3 separate regions of the Homo sapiens genome follow, and regions 2 and 3 are each linked to region 1. The links are chromatin contacts, found by Hi-C or POLR2A ChIA-PET in ENCODE. All regions are on one chromosome and are shown on one strand. The core of a region is the stretch at or near the end of the contact, and the rest is flanking DNA. Distances in the headings are between cores, read along the strand shown. Region 1 has its middle 3.4 kb from the start of MAP1A. Region 2 holds the start of CHP1 (calcineurin like EF-hand protein 1). Region 3 holds the start of RTF1 (RTF1 homolog, Paf1/RNA polymerase II complex component).

The links. A loop is a pair of places that touch in the nucleus more often than their neighbours do. ChIA-PET counts read pairs that join two places held with the same protein, here RNA polymerase II (POLR2A). Pooled maps may share reads with other maps.
Region 2: a loop to region 1 is called in a pooled map, with 5 times the contacts of the local background. The contact joins the promoter of CHP1 here to the enhancer-like site in region 1. A Hi-C loop is called at or near these places in 6 of 50 pooled maps. POLR2A ChIA-PET finds 5 or more read pairs at or near these places in 2 of 52 experiments (PC-3 and activated CD4-positive, alpha-beta T cell).
Region 3: a pooled map shows a loop between it and region 1 (4-fold over the local background). The contact joins the promoter of RTF1 here to the enhancer-like site in region 1. A Hi-C loop is called at or near these places in 3 of 50 pooled maps. POLR2A ChIA-PET finds 5 or more read pairs at or near these places in 3 of 52 experiments (H1, activated CD8-positive, alpha-beta T cell and activated T-cell).

What each region holds. Positions count from the first base shown.
Region 1 is chr15:43,512,314-43,516,146 of GRCh38, forward strand. It overlaps a transcript of MAP1A not described here. Among named protein-coding and RNA genes, the nearest start is that of MAP1A, 3.4 kb to the right of the region's middle. Within about 2 kb of position 2,043, at least 4 of the 41 ENCODE cell types and tissues checked have a DNase peak (open chromatin) inside an H3K27ac peak, as active enhancers do.
Region 2 is chr15:41,229,083-41,232,915 of GRCh38, forward strand. CHP1 (calcineurin like EF-hand protein 1) reads left to right here and starts at 2,186. Exons shown (of 7, transcript NM_007236.5): 1 at 2,186-2,367. The coding sequence starts at 2,301. EXD1 (exonuclease 3'-5' domain containing 1) reads right to left here and starts at 1,675. Exons shown (of 12, transcript NM_001286441.2): 1 at 1,397-1,675. RefSeq lists a silencer at 1,700-1,759 and enhancers at 1,880-1,949, 1,970-2,029.
Region 3 is chr15:41,415,358-41,419,190 of GRCh38, forward strand. RTF1 (RTF1 homolog, Paf1/RNA polymerase II complex component) reads left to right here and starts at 1,738. Exons shown (of 18, transcript NM_015138.5): 1 at 1,738-1,956. The coding sequence starts at 1,759. RefSeq lists an enhancer at 1,468-1,567 and a silencer at 1,628-2,217.

The DNA of each region.
Region 1 (3,833 bases), core at 793-3,292:
AGTCCTTTGGGTAAGAGCTGGTCACAGAGGTCCAGTCTCCCTGGGAGAAGTGGCCTTGCGGGAGGTTTGAGTGGAGGAGAAGGGAGGAACTTTATAGAGGAGGAAAATCATGGAATTCCATAGCTGTCCCCACATACCAAATATACTTTGCAGACATGGTTTGATACTGGAGGGAGACTGGAGAACATAACTTCTCCTTGAGAAGAGGGTTGTTTGTGGATAGCTGTTGACATGCACTAAAGAAATGAGGGACTCCTCTTAGTGATCAATCATCTCTCACGCAAAAATTCACTCTCTTCATTTGTGTTCCCCTTTCTGCATACCCCGGGTCTCCCTGCTTCCCTTTACAGACACCCCAGAATCCCCCATTCATCTTCCTTGACCCTTGTTTAGCATTTTTATTTAGGCTGCACAGGTTTCAGGGTTTCTGGTTCCTGCTTCGGCTTAGCCAACAGATCTCCAGGGCAGAGCAGAATCTTGGTACTTACATGATGATGGGCACCATCAAATCCAGAGTGGAAGGAGGGGCTCCTGAATTTACTGCTACAAGATCAAGTTGTACTCTGAGATTTGGCCCAGATCAAAGCTCACATAATGCAGTTTCCCATTCTGCTGGGTGGGAGGAATGGGTGGGTTAGAGATTTGAGAAAATAAGATGTTAGGCACTACCATTCCATGACAGATGTCTGTGAGGTGACTACGGAAAGCTCTACATGCTATTATAAAAGAACTAAGGCCGGGCACAGTGCTCACACCTGTAATCCCAACACTTTGGGAGGCTGAGGCGGGGAGATCACCTGAGGTCGGGAGTTCGAGGCCAGCCTGACCAACGGAGAAACCCCGCCTCTACTAAAAAATACAAAACTAGCTGGGCGTGGTGGTGCATGCCTGTAATCCCAGCTACTCAGGAGGCTGAGGCAGGAGAATCGCTTGAACCCGGGAGGCAGAGGTTGCAGTGAGCCAAGATCGTGCCATTGCACTCCAGCCTGGGCAACAAAAGTGAAACTCCATCTCAGGAAAAAAAAAAAAAGAAAAAGGAGCTAGGCATCTAGTCATGTTACTGGAAAATGTTGACACACCAATCCATCAGCTTAGTGGAATATAAAATCCATCCAGGTCAACAGCCACTGCAACTGAATGATTGAATTCATGTCTTATACAGATAATTCTCAATTACTCAGTATAGTAGTCACCTTTCCTTAATTATCTCTCCTCCTTTTCCACTGCTCCTAACTGCCAAATCTTTGATCACTTCCTGATCACTGATACTTATAGATGCTGCTAGGAAGTTGGAGAAAATAAGGCTAATATGACTAAAGCTCCATTAGCCTAGGAATATATACAGCAATTTTATATTAATATATGTGAGGCTGACATCTTCCTGATGTGACTGGCTTCCTGTAAAGCAGGCTACTCACTCTTTTGAGAATGTTTCTGTTTAGAATTACTCATGTCATGGCTTCCTCCATTTATCCCTAATGATGAAAATCGGCAGTTTTACCACTTAGTACTCCTAGGAGCTTTGGTGAAAGGCCAGATACAGGGATGACAGAGGATGAAATTAATGACTGAACAGAAGTTTGGGGATTATCTGCTGATGTTAATAATTCACACTGAATGCTCTAACCTTGTCCTTTTGGCTACAGAGACTTGAGAGTAGGCTGCTTTCTGGAATAATGTAAGAAATGAAAAGAAGTTAAACCAAAGTACTTAGCCATTCTTCAGATTAAGATGCAGCGATACTTGGGAAGACACTTACAGAGAGAACATAGTTATTCTCAGGCACTTCTTAGAAATGAGCATTGATATATAAACACCTACTAGGCCCTTTCCATCAAAGAGTTTGTCTGTGGTGTCCTCAAGGAGCTTAGGGCCATGTACCCTAGATCAGAGCTTACTTTGGCATACTGCATATTTTTAGGTTTGGACATTTTTATCATGGTCTGTCTATGTCACAGGAGAATAGTAGAGAATTTCCTGGAAAAACCCACACAGCTCAAGACAGCCACAGCCCCACCCCTGCTGGCTCCTCTTTCAGCTGTCCCCACAAACAACAGTCAGCCCAGAGCAGCTGCAGACACTGCCCCTCCCTCCAGCCTTCTGTTAGTGAGGACGCAAAGGGGACCAGGCAGCTGGGATGAGCTCAAGGGGATATGCTAGTGCCTTATGGCTTGACTACCCCACAGGCTGGGCCACCATTCCTATCACCTATCCTCAAGCCCTGGGCCAAAATGCTGAGAAAGCAGACAAAAATGTATCCTACAGTGACAAGGAGAGTGCACTTATTCCTAGGCACTGCCCCCTCCACATTGACATACCCACACACAGAAAAGAAGGGACCCTCTGATAAAGAGTCAGTGGCCCAGCTCCTTCTAGTGGTCAAGTCTGGTAAAAGCTTTCAAAGGTGATTTTTGCACCAGGTAGTCTCTCCAGTGGTGACTTTCTAACCCCTACAAAAAATCTGGATCTTCCGAGCATTCTAATACAAATTCAGAAACAATTAGGACAGTGGAAAACTGAGTTTCAATAACTCTCTGATTCTTTTACTATTGGATACCTATAGGAAATAGAAGGGGGCTTATAATTCATAACTAATATTCTAAGACTCTAAAAAACACAGGGCCGGGCATGGTGGCTTATGCCTGTAATCCCAGCACTTTGGGAGGCCGAGGTGGGTGGATCACTTGAGGTTAGGAGTTTGAGACCAGCCTGGACAACATGTTGAAACCCTCTTCTACTAAAAATACAAAAATTAGCCGAGGGTGGTGGTGCACACCTGTAATCCCAGCTACTCGGGAGGCAGGAGAATTGCTTGAACCCAGGAGACAGAGGTTGCAGTGAGCTGAGATCATGACATTGCAGTCCAGCCTGGGCGACAGAGCTAGACTCCATCTCAATAAATAAATAAATAAAAATACAGGCTGAGGGACCAGTCTGGAGGCCTTCGGTCTGACTCTCCATTTCCACTGACGGACTTAGGAAGTGATAGCTCTATTACTTCTACCAATACAACAGTTACCCTGAATTAATACAGCAGCTCATTAACCCCTGGAACCGGGGTCTGCATTGCTGTCTGAAATGGGAAAGCAAGGACATGAATAGGACTTCAAATCTCATACTGCAGGCATCTTTAGTTCTGGGTTTACCTGGGAGCTAAGAGTACTCCAGAGTTGATCTGGTCTGAGATCCTGATTTATGATTTCCTTGATCACCTAGATGACCTCTCAGAAATCTTCCACAAAAGGGAGAAAGACTTCCAGTGGCATTTGTACATTGCAGATTTGGAAGTCTAGGAATGAAGAAGCTTTTTTTTCATCTTTTATACAATTCAAACCTCACAGCATTATCGGAGGATGGTACTAATATTATACTCATTTCATAGTTTATGAAGTAGGCTCTGAGAGAGGTTAAGTCTCTTGTTTAGCAGCATGATTAGTAAAATGGTGGATCAAGTCTCAAATCCAGGGTTTCATATCTTACTTTGTAGCTCAGCTCAAGCCTCTCTTTCTTCTTTGGCATCTCACCATTTCATTGCAGCAGAGCCTAGGAATACAGCAGGTGGAGAGTTGGTTGTGGTGGGTAGCTGTTCAGAGGGTGAAGGCTGAAGGAAAACTCCACTGTGAGTTGGCACCATGCCCAGGGTGTGGCCCTTGGGGGTGGCAGCTGAGAATATGGGTGGGCTCTGTATTGGTCTGGGAAATGTTATTTTGTTCGTAAACTAAATGTCTACTTAAGTTTCCCTCCTAACACACTCCAGAAAGCCCTAGAAAGCAGGGAGGAGATAGAAGGCTTGAGGTGGGAGGAAATAAGAACGATGAAGTTGCAGAAGAGGG
Region 2 (3,833 bases), core at 936-3,435, 2.3 Mb before region 1:
AAAGCAGCTCCAGTGATTTAGCTCTTAGACGGGCATATCCAAAATGTTACTGAGTACAAAGGACAACATCACTAGGTTAGACAAGTGCACGACAATCATAAAAATAACTCTAAGGCCGGGCACGGGGACTCACGCCTGTAATCCCAACACTTTGGGAGGCCGAGGCGGGTGGATCACCTGAGTTCTGGAGTTTGAGACCCGCCTAGACAATATGGTGAAACCCTGTCTCTACTAAAAATACAAAAATTAGCTGGGCGTGGTGGCACGCGCCTGTAATCCCAGCTACTCAGGAGGCTGAGGCATGATAATCCCTTGAACCCGCCTGGAGGTTGCAGTGAGCCGAAAATGCACAGTGATCAGGCCATTGCACTCCAGCCCGGACTCTGTCGCAAAAAAACAAAACAAGCCAGGTGCGGTGGCTCACGCCTGTAATCACAGCACTTTGGGAGGCTGAAGCGGGCAGATCACCTGAGATACGGAGTTCGAGACCAGCCTGACCAACATGGAGAAGCCCTGTCTCTACTAAAAATACAAAATTAGCTGGACACGGTGGCGCATGCCTGTAACCCCAGCTACTAGGGAGTCTGAGGCAGGAGAATCGCTTGAACCCGGGAGGCGGAAGTTTCGGTGAGCTGAGATGGCGCCTTTGCACTTCAGCCTGGGCAGAAGAGCAAAAACTCCGTCTCAAACAACAACAACAACAACAAACAAACAAAACTCTAGTTCTTCAAACTAGAACCTCAGCTTGCAGGGAACGTGTGGGGCCTCAGGCTAAGCTGTAAAGCCTTAGGTAACACTTAAAACTAGTAACTTAAGTTGACCTGGGAAAGCCTGCTACGACAAAAATATCCTGGTACTTGGGTACTAACAGCAGTCAGAATTCGGTTCTTCCTTATCTTATACGTGTTCTAACCAAACAGGTGTGAAGGGGTAAGGCAGGTGAAGCAGTAAGAACTGGTTCACCTGAGAGTAGGCACTAATTTAACGGGTGGCTTTTACCTTTTTTTTTTTTTTTTTTTGAGACGGAGTCTTGCTCTGTCACCCAGGCTGGAGAGCAATGCCGCGATCTCGGCTCACTGCAACCTCCGCCTCCCGGGTTCAAGCGATTCTCCTGCCTCAGCCTCCCGAGTAGCTGGGATTACAGGCACGCGGCACCACACCCGGATAATTTTGTATTTTTATTAGAGATGGGGTTTCTCCATATTGGTCAGGCTGGTCTCGAACTCACGACCTCAGGTGTTCTGCCCACCTCGGCCTCCCAAAGTGCTGGGATTACAGGCGTGAGCCACCGTGCCAGGCCTACCTTTTTAATCAAAACAAACAATACACCATGAGAATAAAATGCAAAATTTCTCATTTTTAAGACAAAATAAGGAACTTCAAATAAATGGCGGACCATAAGCTAGGAATTCACTGTCCTCCATCGTTAGGGCTTTTTCCTCCGAAGGAAGTTTGGGAAATCTGGATCCTAATTTCAGCCAAGTGGTGCGTTCCTCGAACTTCAGTCTAGAACTAAAAGAAGAGGGGCTGCAATGAAGGAAGAAGTCTCGGGACGCTCCACGCCACCCGGCGGCGGTTATCAAATCACAGGCTGAAAACCTGGAGAAAGGTCCGCGACGCCGGGGACACACGCCGCAGAGGCGACGCCCGCCCGGCCCAACGTCCAGTCTCGTCTGTTTCCCGAGGAGCCAATCAGCACGCGGCCCCGAGGCCGGCTCCCCAGCGCCCCCTGCGGCCGGGAGGAGGACGGCAGCCAGGAAAGATGAAGAGCGCGTGCAGTCCCCGAAGGGTACACCCTAGGGTTCCCCCCCACGCGAAGTTTCTCTCCGCAATCCGTGCCACCTATCGAGTAGGATTCCTAGTGTTCGATTCCTGTGAGAAAAGGTAGACTACGCTGCCTGTCGCAGGTTAGTTTGTTGTAAAACTGTTGGTCAATGACGTTGCCCTTTTAATTGCGTCGTTAGCGACCGAGTGGCATCGCCCCTTTAAGGCCGGTGGCAGCTGCGGTTCCGGGGGCGGGGTCCGTCTTCAGCAGGACTTGGGCTGGAGCTGGGCTGATTCATTCGGGGCTGGAACTCGAACGCTGACGTTGGCTCCTGAGCCGGGCGCTGCCTCGCGCCTGATTGGCGGGTCCTCGGGGCCGCCCTCCCCAGCGCACCACCCCTGGGTTCCCTCCCGGGTCCGCAGTGGAAACACTGCCCTCTCCCTTCTTGACCCCTAGCCCTTCCTTCCCTCCCTCCTTCCCTCCTGTCGCCGTCTCTTCTGGCGCCGCTGCTCCCGGAGGAGCTCCCGGCACGGCGATGGGTTCTCGGGCCTCCACGTTACTGCGGGACGAAGAGCTCGAGGAGATCAAGAAGGAGACCGGCTGTGAGTTCGGGTTGGGGGTGGGAACGCCGGGCGCCTCAGGCTGGCCTCACAACCAAGGGCGGCTGTCGCTAAGGTCTGGAGCTCGGGTGCCTGTGAGGTTGGGGGGTCCTGGGCAGCCTCCAGGTTTGGGGACCGAGAGCTGGAAGACCTGTTCTTCCAGCTGCAGCTTCCTGGAGCGGGGCTCTAGCTACTGTGGGGCTGTCCTTCCCTTCAAAATCGGGACTCTTGATCACTCGTAGAGCGTCGACGCCCCCCTTTTCTGCACCCTGCCCATCAAAGTCCCCGAACTCCTTTCCTTTCTGTTGCCTCGCACCACCCTTCCCTATGAAGAGGCATCCTGAACAGTAGGTAAAGCCCGAGAAGCAAATTCAGGAACTCGAGATGGATTCTGTAGAAAATCCGTTTCTGGGTAAGGACCTAAAACCTCTGACAACTATGGGAAATTACAAACAAGTTCTTGTCACAAATTGGGAAAACCACCCAGAAAGCAAGACCGTGTAGTAAGGCTTTGGGAGACATGACCCGATGCCTGGAGACCTTTAAACAATCAGGGGTCTGGGATTGTGAGACTTCTTTCAATCTGAACTTCTAGAGAAAAAACACGGATACTGTGACCACCAGTTTTTTACTTACACGACGATACTTGCTGTCCTAATCTCATATATGTATTGATTTCTACTATGCTGGTGTACTTTTTTATTCGCTATTGAAATTGGATGTGCTCCAAAAATCTCCGTGTGAATTTGTACTAGGAACTGATTTTTTTTTTTTTTTTTTTTGAAACGGAGTCTCCCTCTGTCAACCAGGCTGGAGTGCAGTGGCGTGATCTCGGCACACTGCAACTTCCGCCTCCCAGGTTCAAGCAGTTCTCCTGCCTCAGCCTCCCAGGTAGCTGGGAGTACAGGTGCCTGCCACCACGCTTGGCTAATTTTTGTATTTTTGGTAGAGATGGGGTTTCACTATGTTGGCCCGGCTGGCCTCGAACTCCTGACCTCAAGTGATCCACCCACCTCGGCCTCCCAAAGTGCTGGGATTACAGGTGTGAGCCACCGTGCCCTGCAGAACTGATTTTTTTTTTTATAGTCCAGTCTCTTCCTCATTAGTCTGAACAAAGGAGCAAAAGGACTCGGGATTCTGAAGCGCTGTAAAATACCATCATAACTTTGAATAGTCCTTGATAATGCAATGTATGATACAATTGTATTGATGCATACAATATTTTATCTTTTCAGTAAACCTTTATGATTCTTATTGAGTTAATGAAGGATGTAGCACCTGAGCTCTGTCTCTTCATCATACTTGTCTTTGATAATGACATGACCAGTAACTCACTCCGGCCCATATGCAGATAGTACTGAGGAGTGCTATGGGGAACTACAGAATTTTTCAGGCCTGTTTAAGTGCTGTTCTCTGCTTTGTGACAAGTTCAACTTTCTGGAGTTTTCAAGTTGGAAGGGATGTTTTCT
Region 3 (3,833 bases), core at 488-2,987, 2.1 Mb before region 1:
CCCCTACTTTATATTCCTAATCACTAAAGGAAATAACTTCTGGAGCTGACCTTTTTATCAGCTGACCTCAAACTTAAGTATAAAAACTTATTTCCTATACACACCAGTTCCCAAAACCTTCTTCTCTCCTCTTGTATTTCATTTTTTTGATGAAGGGCTCACCTGCCACTAGCTTCCTAAGCTAGAATCTGAACATCAATAGGTATCTGGGAGCACTCCTTCCCTTACCCCTATCCCAAATCCTGGGGATTCTACGTTCCAAATTATCCAGAGTCCATCCACTTCTTTCCATTCCCACAGCTTCGTCCTTAGGTCAGGACACCATCATCTCTTGCCAAGAAGACAACAACAATCCAAGCGATCTCCCTGCCCTTAGTCCATTCGCCATACTGCGGTCAGAGTAATCTTTGAAAAACACAAATCAGGCCTGGGTGCAGTGGCTCATGCCTATAATCCCAGCACTTTGGGAGGCTGAGGCGGGCGGATCACCGGAGGCCAGGAGTTTGAGACCAGCCTGGCCAACATGCTGAAACCCCATCTCTACTGAAAATACAAAAATTAGCAGGGCGTGGTGAAGGGCGTCTGTAATGCCATCTATTCCGGAGGTTGAGGCTGGAGAATCGCTTGAACCCAGGCGGCAGAAGTTGCAGTGAGCCAAGATCGCGCCATTGCACTCCAGCCTGGGCGACAAGAACGAAACTCCGTCTCAAAAAAAAAAAAAAAAAAAAAATTAGCCGGGCGTGGTGGCAGGAGCCTGTAATCCCAGCTACTCAGGAGGCTGAGGCAGGAGAATCGCTTGAACCTGGGAAGCGGAGTTGCAGTGAGCTGCCACTGCACTCCAGGCCGGGCAACAAGAGCGACTCCGTCTCCAAAACAAACGAACAAACAAACAAACAAACAAAAAAACACCACCACAAATCAGGCTGGGCACGGTAGCTCACGCCTGTAATCCCAGCACTTTGGGAGGCCAAGGCAGGAGGATCCCTTGGGCCCAGGGGTTCGAGACCAGCCTGGGCAATATAGGGAGGCCCCGTCTCTACTAAAACACAAAACCACACACAAATCAAATCATGTGGTTCTTCAGTTTAAAATCTTTCAATACTCAAGTTCAAACTCCCTAATTCAGCTTACTTATTAGGATCTGAGTGAGGCAGTCGCCGTGTCCTTCTCCAGCCTGGTCTGTCGCCTATCCCCACCCACAATCTCTGCTCTGGCCATAACTAACTTCAGTTCTCCGAACCTAACTTTATTATCGCCGGGCCATTTTGCCTACGCTGTTCTCTGCATGCAACACTCTACTCTCCTTTTGGGTAATTCAGATGCATTCTCCAGGTCCCAGCTCAGCTGTCATTCGCACAGCCCGGGTCGGCAGTCTCCAGCCCCCAACCGGTGTCCACCGCGTGGTCCAGGCGACTTATGTCTTCCAGGCCGTCGGCCCCTTAAGTACACGCCATCAGTGTTGGACAGCTTGAAAGTAGGTAGACACGTGAGCCCCCTCAGAGAGAACCTGGATCCTTGCGGCTCCAGCCCCCGATAGGAAGAGAGCCCACCAAACTTCGGCTCCGCAGCAGAGATACAGCCAAGGACTCCAGGGCAGTCGCGGGTAAAGCCACCACCACTCTCTGCCGGGAACCAGCGACGGGGGAAGGCCCCGCCTCTCACGCTGCGTCGGGGGCGGGGCAGGGCGGGGCACCCGGCGACCTGCGAACGGCGTGCGGCGAGCAGGGGGCGGGGCCAGGGGGGCGGAGCGGAGCGCGCATGCGCGGTCGCCTTTGTGTGGGTCGAGCAGCGGCGGCGGCGGCGGCAGTGGCGGTCCCACTGGCAGGCGGGCAAGAGGGGAGTCCGGGCGGCGGCCGGCGTGGGAGCCGGGGGACCACCATGGTAAAGAAGCGGAAAGGCCGCGTCGTGATCGACTCGGACACAGAGGACAGCGGCAGCGACGAGAACCTGGATCAGGTGAGGGCAGGCCGCGGAGGCGCGGGCCGGCGGAGCCAGAGGGCTGTCGGGGCCGCGGGAGCCGGAGACGGCCGGGCCTGGAGCCTTCCTACCAGAGCGCCCAGCTCGCCCCGTGCCCTGGGCACCACTACAGCCCCTTTCCCGTCTTCCTGGAGTGTGCGGGGCCTTGGAGACCGGCCCGGGCCTGGAGACGGAGCCCCGAGGACTTGGCGCCTTGGGCGGGGAGGCGGGGCAGGGACCGGGCCGTTGGGCCTCGGGCTCGGGGGTAGCGAAAGGGGCCGCGATCTTCCGGGGCCAGATCGGGGCGGCGGGCTGTAGTCCAGGAGATCCGGGCTGGGAGAGATAGGAAGTATCGCCCGCCAACCTGGGAGGCTGGGAGGTTTTGGAGGAGGTGCAAGGGTGCGCGTCGAGCAGTTGGGGGCGAGGGCCAAGAAGATCCGGACTCTGGAAGATGGAAGTTTTTCGGACAAGGGATGTGGACAGAGGAAGGACACTCGTAAATGTTCCTAGGAGCCTCTGCCATGCTTGCCAAGGATGACTTAGCTGTGGGCACGAGTTTATTTGGCGACTAGGGTCGTTTGTGTTTGAGAAGGGCCCTTGTTGAGGTGTCAGACCCAAAAAAACACTCTTGGGTGGAGGAAAGAGGGCAGATACTGGAAGAAATAGAGAACTATGTAGGGCGACATGGAGGGACTGTGCATAGCCCAGGCCTCCTCTTGGCCCTTTCACGCAGCATCCCAGAATTCTTTCTTACTTGAAGACTGCAGGAAGCACTGAAAGTAACTTTTGGCCTCAGTGTCTTGGGGTTGAACTGTTTATATACTCTAGAAAACATTGTAGGGAGGAATCTGCTCTTTGTAGCAGTGCTCTAGTGATACCAGGCGATACAAAGATGGTCTCCTTTCTGTTTAATGAGCAAATGATGTAAAGAAAGAATATGCAAGAGATAGTAGCTTTTGAGTAGAAAGAGTATTGAACTTGGAGTCTGAAAATTTGAATTCTAGGCTGGGCTTATGCTATTTTCTAGCTATATATCTTTGGTCTTAAATGTAAAATGAAAATGTAACATCAGCCTTGTGTATCTAATTGGTTTATTGTAAAGATCAAGTGTTTGTAAAAATTGATGGCAGTGCAAGCATTTGCTAATTGTAAAGTTTTTCTATGAATGGCTTCTTGGGGGTCTTTTATATGAAGCCAGAGGTCTCAGTTTGAAAGTATTAGGGGCTGGGCGCGGTGGCTCACGCCTGTAGTCCCAGCACTTTGGGAGGCCAAGGCTCATCTGAGGTCGGGAGTTCGAGACCAGCCTGACCAACATGGAGAAACCCCATCTCTACTAAAAATACAAAATTAGCGGGGCGTGGTGGCACATGCCTGTAATCCCAGCTACTCGGGAGGCTGAGGCAGGAGAATTCTTGAACCCGGGAGGCGGAGGTTGCAGTGAGCCTGGGCAACAAGAGCGAAACTCCATCACAAAAAAAAAAAAAAAAAGAAAAGAAAGAAAAAGAAAGTATTAAGGCATAAAAGGGGAGGACTTTTTATTTATTTATTTATTTTTTTTTGAGACGGAGTCTCGCACTGTCGCCCAGGCTGGAGTGCAGTGGTGCGATCTTGGCTTCACTGCAAGCTCCGCCAAGGGGAGGACTTTTAAGAAGAAAAGGATTGAGGAGGTGCTGTAGAAAGAAGACTGCTTTGAAAATGGTGGTAGGGAGATGGAGAAGTAATGGGGCCTGTGTAAGACTATCTAAGGAATAGAAACTTTGTTTTGGGGTAGGAATTGAAAATGTTCTCATTGAAAGGCTCCTGAAGTTTACAAAAATATCAAAAGTATAATTTCGACTGTAAAAGTTTGATTGGTAGATAATTTTAGACTGGCAATT